Regions from separate parts of the Homo sapiens genome. Here region 1 is linked to region 2. The links are chromatin contacts, found by Hi-C or POLR2A ChIA-PET in ENCODE. All regions are on one chromosome and are shown on one strand. Each heading gives the region's core, a stretch centred on a gene start or an enhancer-like site at or near the end of the contact. The rest is flanking DNA. Distances are from core to core; before and after follow the strand shown. Region 1 has its middle 60 kb from the start of MAGEF1. Region 2 has its middle 26 kb from the start of MAGEF1.

Evidence for each region. A loop is a pair of places that touch in the nucleus more often than their neighbours do. ChIA-PET counts read pairs that join two places held with the same protein, here RNA polymerase II (POLR2A). Pooled maps may share reads with other maps.
Region 1: POLR2A ChIA-PET joins it to region 2 with 16 read pairs in MCF 10A. The contact joins two enhancer-like sites. A Hi-C loop is called at or near these places in 2 of 168 maps with a recorded cell type or tissue (GM12878 and breast epithelium) and 1 of 50 pooled maps. POLR2A ChIA-PET finds 5 or more read pairs at or near these places in 5 of 52 experiments (IMR-90, MCF 10A, Panc1 and 2 more).

Annotation. Positions count from the first base shown.
Region 1 is chr3:184,649,745-184,655,200 of GRCh38, forward strand. No RefSeq gene overlaps it. Among named protein-coding and RNA genes, the nearest start is that of MAGEF1, 60 kb to the right of the region's middle. Within about 2 kb of position 2,872, at least 3 of the 41 ENCODE cell types and tissues checked have a DNase peak (open chromatin) inside an H3K27ac peak, as active enhancers do; they include breast epithelium, where a contact is called at or near this core.
Region 2 is chr3:184,683,802-184,689,229 of GRCh38, forward strand. No RefSeq gene overlaps it. Among named protein-coding and RNA genes, the nearest start is that of MAGEF1, 26 kb to the right of the region's middle. Within about 2 kb of position 4,035, at least 17 of the 41 ENCODE cell types and tissues checked have a DNase peak (open chromatin) inside an H3K27ac peak, as active enhancers do; they include breast epithelium, where a contact is called at or near this core.

The DNA.
Region 1 (5,456 bases), core at 1,622-4,121, 35 kb before region 2:
CACACAGAAACGTTAGGTGAGTGTGCTAACGTAAGATGGGTCATCTAGATGGGTCATCTAGATCTAACCTAGATGATCGACCTCATACACACTGCAGATAGGGAGTTTTCCCACTAACAAGCCTTCAGAAACATTGAGTTTTATCCTCTTTGTTTTTCAGGGGTCACGCACTCACCTAGACCTGTGTGACGTGCATGTGCGGGAGCTTGTGATGGTCACACAGTCATGACATGAAGAGAGCCATGGGGAGGAGGCACAGGAAGTGGTGGGTGCTGGGGCGCAATATGAACATTCAGCACCAAACAAGGGACAAAAGGTTCCTGGCCACCCTTGCGGTCAGAGTTCCACTGTGTGACCTGTTGTCACAGGTGCCACCTGCAAGGGCCAGGTAAAGCCCTCATGGAGTTGGGCAGAGGCACAGACCGATGGTAATAATTTAATAATAAATCACTATTAATTATTTTAATTATTAAACAAAATATATTACTATTTGGTTAACTATTAAACTACTAATGATGATACTTATGAATTAATGGCTTGGGATGATCGTGACGGTCACCGCAATAATGCTATACTGAAGGAATTTTTTGTGTGCCAATAGACTAATTAGAAAACATTTGAGGTATATAATTGTGATTGCAGGACTGATGTGTAGTGGAAAACAAAAAATAAGCATGCAGGTGTCAAAATGCCAACTGTTAGCCTTGACCTCCATGCTTGGCTGAAGGGCTCTCTGTCATAAAGTGGCTTTGTGCAGCAATGACCCAGCCTCCAGAGCCCTCACAGCTGAGGGCCATAGACAGTGTGGACCTGCAGGAGGGAGCCTTGAGAGGGACGCTGAGAGAGGTTGGATGTAGCACCTCCGGGGAGCAAGGCCAGAGGGACAAACCAGCAGAGGGTGACGCGATGAGGGACGGGGGTCAGAAGCACGCAGAGTTGGCAGCAGAAAAGCCCTCATGAGCCGCTGCCAATTGCAAAGCCAGGCATTGCAGTATAACCACCATGTATTGAAGAGATAGAAATAGGGTCTCTAGGTCCCTGGCAACATGGGCAGATGAAGAAAACAAACTGACAACATGGAGAGGCGATTGAGTCCAGGTCAGAACGCAGGCTCACCCACCCCTGCCTGGAGGAGCAGGGATGGGCCATGAGAACCAGAAAGACAACCATGCTGCACATCTGTAATTAAGCAAAATGCTTACTTTAGTCGTTTGATAAAGTTGTAGTTGATTTTTTCTGTGATTTGGCTATTTACCAGGAATTTAGTAATTTCTTTGTTGTAAAGATGACCCTGAAGAACCTCAAGCAGGATGGATCTGCCTAAACTTCCAAGTGTCCAGGCAGAACCATTCATGGTGGAGTCCAGAAAGGACTCCTGTCCAGCTGATCCTGACCACCCTTGCTGCATTCAGAATTCCCCATAGTGATGAGCAGCCCACTTTATAAAGACTAGGAATAAGCCCTGCTGTCTCCCGTATTGGGCAGAGAAGCAGGGCCACCTTACAGAATTGGATCAGCTGCTCCAGCCAAGAAAGAGCTCACCACATCTGTCCCTGAGCCAAGAGATCAGTCTGAAGCAGTGGCCTCCACACTCCCACACTGGAGGAGGCTTCCTGACGGAGGCTGGTGGCCTTCAGGAGTTGTTTGAATCCGCTTTAAATTCTGCAAAGATCCAGTTTGTCCAGGCCCTTAACCACAATGGCAGTCACCTTGAATGTAAGGGAAGCTGCAGTTAGACTGGATTGGAAGTAAAAGAGCATTTTCAAATACTCAGGCATTTCCTTATGGGAAAGGGGTTGCGGGGAGGGGTTCACACTGTTCTTGGCTTGAATACCCAGAAACCTCATGGAAGGCCTAACACCGTCTTTTTGCAAAATTGTGCTGACCATATAGTGTTGGGAAGAAGTTTAATACATTAAAGAGCTAGCTAGTCTGTGTTATAAAATAGGAAAATTCCAGCAACCCCAAACTCTCACAATGTCCATGTTCCAGCTCCCACAAAGCCTGAGCGTGGCACCCTCCTAGTAGGCAGCCTGCTGTGGGGATGGGCACACAGTAGGTCTCACAAGCAGCTGTACCTTTGCCTCTCCCTCCTGCTGTGGGCCAAAACCACTTAAGATTATTATAACAGGTCGAGTCTCGCTTGTAGATTTGTTTAACCTTACACCATGTTGGATATGAATTCCTCACTAAAAATAACGGTCACCCATTTTCCCCTGCCTTGAAACAACAGGCACTTCATTCACCGCAGCTGGCAGTGCCCAGCAGACTGGCTAACTGGCTCTCATGAGCTGAAACGTGCTGCGGCTTGTTCCTGCTCCATCTCTCCTCCTTCTCAGCTTTTCTACAAGCCACATGCAAAAATCTGGCCCATTACTCCATTATCATATTTCGTATGAAATTAGGTATTGCAAGTCTCATGTCATTCAATTAGCTTGGCACAGGCTGAGGGCATGACTCAGAGACACTCCCAGTTTCACCTCTTCCCAGTCATGGGCTCCTCCTTTATCCTGACCCCGGGGAGACCCTGTTGTGCCAAGACAACCTTCTTCCTCCTGAGGCTTAGGTCAAAGGACACTCTTGGGACCCTTTGTTCCAGAACGAAGGACCTTTTCTGATCAGTCTCAGTTCCACTCCCTTGAACCCCGACTCTCTATGTCTCCCACAAGCACCCAGATGAATGCCCTCCACTTGCCTCCCTTATGGTGAGGCCCACAGCCCTGCAAACCAGCCCTGTGCCTACCCTGGCCCTGGCCACTTTCTCCTTCTTCTCCCTGTCACCAGACTAATGGTTTCTCTAAAAAGCCTCAGCCCTCCAGGCTGCAGTGTCAGCAGCTCTGGGTGGCCCAGGACATACTTCCTCCAGGTACACACAAGCATGCTGAAAATCCTGGTTCCACCCACACATCCTGGGCTGGTAGCCTCCCCCGTTTTGCAGCCTTCACATTCTCAACGCCCACATGTACATTTCATCACAGTCAACTCCAGGCTCTCTGCAATCCCGCCATCAATCCGCGGTGATGTTTTTGGCTATACCTCCTGCCCCTGGAAATGATTTCCCGTCACTCCTGAGGCAGATACCCATGTGCCTCCTTCTCTTCCCTGTACACTTTGCCTTCTGTGCATGACTGCCCTTAGAAGGGCCAGAAAATGCATTTAGGGTTCATTTGCTCTTTCAGTAAAGTTGTCTGAGTACCTACTATGCATAAGACCAGATTCCTTACCTTCAGGAACTAGATAACCTAGGAGGAGAGGTGAGGAAAAAAAAAACACAACTCATAAAAAGATCAGCAAAAGTGCCTCTTATGAGAGAAGGAGAGGAAGACAGGATACTGATGAGTCTTAATCTGCATAGTCACTCTGGGTCATCATGTCTGACCACCAAGGACCAGTGGGAAACAGTGTAAAGGACTTTGGGTAGGATGATCGGGGCCCAGGAGACTTAATGAAGACTCTCAAAGGCGAGATAAAGATGAATCAGCTGTGGCTCTGATCTGTGGCCCCAGAACTCACCTTCAGCTAGAATTAAGTGAAAGAACATTGAAAGATCCAGGTTTCCTTTCCTACTGATGAGCGAAATCAGATTCCTGAGAAAGGCCTCCTCTAATTTTGAGGTTCCCTTTGGCAGTGAGCCCTCTTAATTGCTCTAGAATTCACATGATAATTTAAAGCAAAAAATATAACATTGTCTTATGGGTTTTATAATGTATGTAGATGTAATACATATGATAACTATAGCATAAAGGATGGGGGTAGCGGGCAATGGTTTCTACATTTTACTTGAAATAGTAACTAAGTGGACTGTGAAAATTTAACGATATGTTGTAATCCCTGGGGCAACCATTTCAAAATTAATATAAAGAGGTATAATTACAAATCCAATAGATAGATTTAAATGGCATTCAGGCTGGGCGCAGTGGCTCATGCCTGTAATCCTAGCACTTTAGGGGGCCGAGGTGAGTGGATCACCTGAGGTCAGCAGTTCAAGACCAGCCTGCTAAACATGGTGAAACCCCATCTGTACTAAAAATACAAAAATTAGCTGGGCCTGGTGGTGTGCGCCTGTAATTCCAGCTCCTCAGGAGGCTGAGGCAGGAGAATTGCTTGAACATGGGAGAGCCGAGAGATTGCGCCATTTCACTCCAGCCTGGGCAACAAGACTGAGACTCCATCTCAAAAAAAAAAAAATGAAAAAAATAAAATAAAATAAAAAATAAATGGCATTCTAAAAAAAATCCAAAAAAAAAAAAAAGGCAGGAAGGAGGAACAGAGAAATAAAAAACAGAGGGGGGAAATAAAATGAAATTCAACCATATTAATAATTACATTAAATGTTAACAGGATAAACATTCCAATTGAAAGGCAGAGATTGTTGGAAAAGATTTTTTTTTTTTAAAAAAAGACCTATTTGCAGTCTACAAGAGATGAATTTTAAATATAAAGACACAAGTAAGATGAGAATAAATGGATGAAAAATTATATACATTCAAAAGCTGGTGGGGCTGCATTAATATCAGATAAAATAGACTTTGAGACAAAGGGTATTACCAGAGAAAAAGAAGGACATTTTGTTATGGTGAAAGGGTCAATTCATCAGGAAGGGAAAACGATCATAACCATGTATGCAACTATTAACACTGCTTCAAAGACATGAAACAAAAATTGACAGAATTAAAGGAAGAAACAGAAAATACCATGATCAAAGTTGGAGATTCCATCAGTAAGGGTGAAGTCTGATTTCACCTTCAGGACATATGGGTTTGGGAGGCCATTCCCTAGGCCAAGGCTGGGCTGTGGGCTGTGGGCTGTGGGCTGTGTTAAGACACTTCAGGGAAGAGGCCAGGAGGGAGTCAGGCAGGCAGTTAATGACAAAGACTGGAAAGATTCTTTGAGGCTGAGACACTGATGGTCTCAGGTGATTTTTATGGAGAGCCTCAGGCCCCACTTGGGGTGAGGAAGCAATGGTTGAAGGCATTGAACCAGTTCTGAAGGGCATGGTGATAGTGTCCATATGGCAATGATTACTTTTGTCAGCTGTTCCAGAAGAGGATGCCAGGTAATGGAATGGAAAGCAGCAGCAGAGGCCAAAAAAAGCTTTACCCACTTCATTATTAGTCACTCAGGGTTCCTTTATAAAAGACCTGATGACTTGGGCTCAGGTGTCAAAGACCACAACAAGAGCTAACCTTACCCTTAATGGTCACCTAGACTTGTTGGGGTCTGGAGAAACAAGAGGTAGCCCAGTGGTTCTCAAGCTTGAGCATGCATCAGGATCACCTGGAGGGCTTGTTCAAACCAGATTGTTGGACCCCATGCCAAGAGTTTCTGATGCAGCCGATCTGAGGTGGGATCTGATGCTGATGTTGCTGGTCCAGGGACACACTTTGAAAACCACTAAGATAAACAAAATGCCACAGGAGCCCAGAAGAGGGAGATGTCTTTTTTGGCACGCAGAA
Region 2 (5,428 bases), core at 2,785-5,284:
TCCTGGGTTTGAGCCATTCTCCTGCTTCAGCCTCCTGAGTAGCTGGGATTACAGGCATGCACCACCATGCCCAGCTAATTTTGTATTTTTAGGAGAGACGGGGGTTTCTCCATGTTGCTCAGGCTGGTCTCGAACTCCTGACCTCAGGTGATCCACCCGCCCTGGCCTCCCAAAGTGCTGGGATTACAGGTGTGCCGCCACCTCCATCCCAGAGTACCTGTTTGAGAGTATCCAAAAGCAGGCTGAGAGGCTGGAGAGCTAGCCTCGGGGCCCATAAGGATTCGGGTCTGTGCTGCGCTCTGCTGTGCGCCGAGCAGTTTCAGAGCCAGGGGAGTTTCAGGGCTGCCCTCCGCAGGCAGGCCTCTAACAAGGACAGGACAGCTCTGAAAAGGACAGTGGGCGAATGAGAGAGGCTCCTTGGATTCTAATGTATCATTCTCCCACACTCAGTCTCTCTTAGCAACTCTCTGACCCAGGAACACTATTGAGAGCACAGGTCCTTCATGGTCAAGAAGGCAAGAGACCTGACTCTGGTGGCTCCTGGGTGGGTGGCAGGTGCCCTAACCCTACCCTACTAGTGCCTCCACCACCTGCAGGTCCCCTCCCCAATCTGCCACCACCAAGGGCTGCCTGGATTTTTTGGACCAGCTCTGAGTCCATGTAATTGCTTTGTTTTCAAAATAGGTGGTGTGTTAAAGGCTTGACTAAACGGGATTCAGTTTTTCTACTTTTGTAAGACTTCAAATACAAATGTTCTTAAGTCAGAGGTGCCTCCACCCACATGATGGACTCACCTGCAGCCATTCAGAAGGAGGACGGGCAAACCGCACAGTGGCACGGAAAGACAAGGATGATGGCCGCGAAGTGGGGGCAGCATCCGATCCACATTCTAAAAGTAGCATAATCACCATTACTAAACACTAAAAAAAGGAAAATAAAGAGGTAGGAGAGCGGGGGAGGAATACATGAGAATGTTCCCAGCAGTTGTGATATGATGGTGAAATCACACGTAATTCTATTTCTTTTATTTGCCAAATTTTCTGTAATGTGTCTATAGGACTTAAATAAAGGGAAAGAAAAATTCCTTTGGGGGTAATCCATCCCAACAAAAACCATCGAATCTGACCCGCACTCCTTCATCTTCTGTCTCCTCCACACCTTCCTAGAAGAGGACAGGAACAGAGGTGGGAGGCTCTGTGAGCCCGCTGGAAAGGCCACCAGGCCCTGCTCTGGGGTGGTGACTCGGTCAGATTTTCCCACACCCAGTCTGGCAGTGGAAGACAGAAGGGCTGTATCCTCACTCCAACTGTGCTCCAGGAACAGGGTCCTTTCGGTCCCATGGACAGGTCCCTGTCATTCTGCAGGGAGCAGGAGGGGAAGTGGGAGACCACTGCAGCAGGTGTACTTTCCCCTAATGGGGCTCCTAGTGCCTCCCCTGGGTTCAGAGCCCAGCTCTGGAGCAAGCCAACCTTGACCCTTTTCCCAGCCGGGTGCAAAGGCAGCCCTATGGTCTTTGGTGCCTGCAGGGCTGATAGGTGTCCAGAACTGTGGTCACTGAGAGTCAACAACTTTCCCTTTTCTCTGAGGCTCTCTCCTCTTCCCGGCGTGGTGGGAGGCCCCACCCAGAAGATAGCCTTGCCCACCCTGGCATTTTAGGTTGGTCCCCAGATAAAGCAGGCAGTGGGTGGAGTGGTCATGAGCTTTGGACCCAATCAGACCCTGGTTCAAATCTCATCCAGTTTTGCCACTTACTAAATGAACAACCTCAGGAAAATTAAATGCAGTCAGAGCCTCATCTGGAAAATGACATAATGACTCCTGTCTCACAGGGCTGTGATTTGGGTCAAGGGAGAGAAAATGGACATAAAGCACCTTGAACAGCCTCGACACACAATAGCTGTTATTGGTGCCTCTGTCTTCCTGGCCCCTCCTAAGCCAGGCTCTTGGGGCTGGGGGAGGACCCTGGACTTGACTTTAGGGATTGGCCTCTTTTAATGCTCTGCTCTCACGGCTGAGTGTGGGGGGCTGGGGCTGGGAAAGCCATGTGACTTCAGGCTGGCTATTTAGCCATTTCTTTGTGTCTCTTTGGCTCTGAAGGGGTGAGGTAATCCCTCAGAAGTGCATTCTTCCTGGGGAGAGAATGTCGCTGTTTCTTAGGGGGTTATAATCACTGTCCTTGCTGGAGGTTGAATGAGGACAGTGAGGGGGCTGACCTTGCCCCCTCCCCACCTTCCAGCCCCGGCCACGCCCCACCATAGGATCTCAGAGTTAGGGGACAGACTCCAGTCTCCAGTCTAGAAGGCTCTGGGAGTGTTTCCCTGAACAACATACACAAGCGTTGGAGGTATTTCTGAGGGACAGTGGCTGCTTTTATAAACTCACAGCAATATAATAATCATAAGTATTATGTGGCCCCTCAGTTTGGAAAGTACTTTCTCGTACCTCATCTACTCCTCTCTACAACAACCTTGTGGGTGACGTTATTATCTCCATTTCACAAATGAGGCCACAGAGGTTCTAAAGGGTAAATGACGATGATGATGAGAGGTAAGTGATAAAACAATGTCTCCTGACCACAAATCCTGGAATTTAAACATAAGTGTAGTAAACATGAACTCTAGGAAGCCTCCTGGGGCTTCTCCCTGTGTCTGGAGCCCCTGCACATGCCCAAAGGAAGTCCTTTTGGTTCTCCGTTCAGTAGAGAAAGGGAGCAATTCACTAAAAGGGAGGTGGGGAAACAAGACTGGTGGTAGGGGAGGCTGGGCTCAGTGGCTCACGCCTGTAATCCCAGCACTTTGGGAGGCTGAGGCAGGCAGATCACCTGAGGTCAGGAGTTAGAGACCAGCCTGCCCAACATGGTGAAACCCTGTCTCTATTGAAAATACAAAACCAGCCAGGCATGGTGGGACTACCTGTAATCCCAGCTACTTGGGAGGCTGAGGCAGGAGAATCACTTGAACCCGGGAGGTGGAGGCTGCAGTGAGCTGAGATCGCACCACTGCACTCCAGCCTGGGCAACAGAGTGAGACTCCATCTCAAAAAAAAAAAAAAAAAAAAAAAAAAAGAGGCCGGGTGCAGTGGCTCACCCCTGTAATCTCAGCACTTTGGGAGGCTGAGGCAGGCAGATCACCTGAGGTCGGGAGTTCGAGACCAGCCTGCCCAAGATGGCGAAAACCCATCTCTACGAAAAATACAAAAAAAATTAGCCTGGCCTGGTGGTGGGCACCTGTAATCCCAGCTACTCAGGAGGCTGAGGAAGGAGAATTGCTTGAACCCAGGAAGCGGAGGCTGCAGTGAGCTGAGATCGCGCCACTGCACTCGTAGTGGGTAATCTTCCCCGGGTATTGGGTAAGAGATTAACAGGCTGAGAAGGCAGATGCCTCAATGTCAAAGGTGGTGTTTTGAGAGTACGGAGGATTAGCTGGTGCCACATCTGGGGCCTCTTAGGTGGCTGCCCAGCAGAATATGACCTAGTCCTTCCCACAACCCAGCCTCAACCCTCGGGAAAGAGAACCAAGGTTCCTGCTGTTGTGTCCCTTCTGATGCATCCCGGCCATGGGAGAAGAGAAACCTCTGAAAAGGCTTTCCAGGGTGCAAGACCCCCGCAGTGTTCAGAGGGGCAGGAAAGGAACTCCCTCTCCTGACTTGAGTCTGGGTCAAATGTCCATGTGGCCTACTTCCTAGAACGGGAGGGATGGATGGGGCGGGTTTGCGGAGACCAGGAGAAGGTTGCTGGCAGCCAGCCCAGGCTCCATTTCCCTGCCCTGGGAGGGTGTGGTGGCCCAGGACCCCACAGCCTGTGGGGCCCAAACCCAGTGACAAAGACATGCTTTGAGTCCCTCTGACTTCCAGATTGCTATGGGGAATGGGGAGGAGGGGAGGGAGGAAGGAAAGGGCATCCATCCCAGACTGAGTATCCTGAAGCCGGCCATGACTTCGGTTTTGCCACTGCCTGTCCCCCTGCCTTTGTGGCCGGTTGTGTGGTGGTGCTATTTTCAGCATGAGCAGTAGTAGCGCGCAAGTGTCGTTCTGCGCAGTCAGCCAACTTCCTGATGTGAAACCCTAGCCGGAGGTCTCCCGGGCCCCTCCCCGGGCGCGCGGGCAGGCAGGCCCTCAGACTAGTTCCTGGAAACTTTATAGCCCCTCTCTCTGCACTACTCAGTTCCTCTCTCAGGGATTGCTCAAATAGTAAAATAAAACATTATAGTAACAGTGAGCATTTATTGATCGCCTACTATAGGCCAGGCACTGGGCGAGGCGTTTCATTGATATTATCTCATTAGTTACCACCTTGCCTTGCTTGTTCTGTATCCTGCTTGAGAAAGAGGTATAGTGTGTGGAGAGCAGGCATGTCATTTCTAGCTCATTAAATTTGTTGCTGATGGATTGGTCTTCAAAAAGCCATCATTTTTATGGAAAAAGTAGATTTCACTTACATCGTTCTGCTTTGCAGGAAAACCTCCAGAAAGTTCAGTTTGAGCCAGGCCCATAGCCGCCTGTGTCCACATCAGGCATGACCTCAACAGTCATGTCACCCATAATTCACAAGCATCTTTCTGGTCCCAGCTGTTCTTCTCATCAAGGAGGCTGTATTTTAGATGTCTGTTTCTCCAGTCTTTCTCTCTCTTGCTCAACAACTGAGGCCTTTCTTGCCAGAATTGGAGGAGCTGAGGTTCTGGGTCCAGCTATGGACTGGTGGGACATGGGGTCGGGGGAGGGCTTAGCAAACCTTCTCTCCCAGCCACTGGGGCCCTGGGCCACTGCCCCTGCAGGAGCTGCCAGGAGAGTGGAAGGATCTTGGAGGAGGGCTGTTGGTGTAGGTGGGAATGGAGAACATTCCTCCAGCTGGTGGCAGGAGCTGGCTAGCCAGAGGCCTTTTTCACGGCCCAATGCAGTGCAGCTCTTGTGTGTATGAGCTTTGTGAGATTTAGATCACTCTGTATTAGCCACAGGGTATTGGAGGTCACATCAAAGGTTAGAAAGCTGTGGAAAGAGTTCTTTCCCCGTGACTCACACTCCCCAAAAACGTAAATCTCTGAGAGGAGCCAGCTTGCTTTATAGAGCTGGCAGGAGAAAGGGGACAGCAAGAACTACTGGAGAGTTTTTCTAAAGAAACCTCTGGAAGGTCGGACAAAGGAATTTTTATTGAGGAGAGGAGCCAGAGGGGAAAGATGCTCTGGGACCAGATAGATGGATGGGGTTGGGCATTGGGGTGGGGGCAGCAACAGCGCTTCAGTTGCTCCTGGCCTGGAAGGACTAGACCGCCGCATCACACAACTCCAAGAGGTATCCTGGCTTGTGCAGTGCACGACCTGTGCAGCCACACGTGGCAGCCTTGTCTTTCCTTGGTCCCTCCTGGATGGATTTGGTGGAGCCTCCTTCATGGGTTCCTATAGAATCCTCCAGAGGGTCATAGCTTAAAATTATC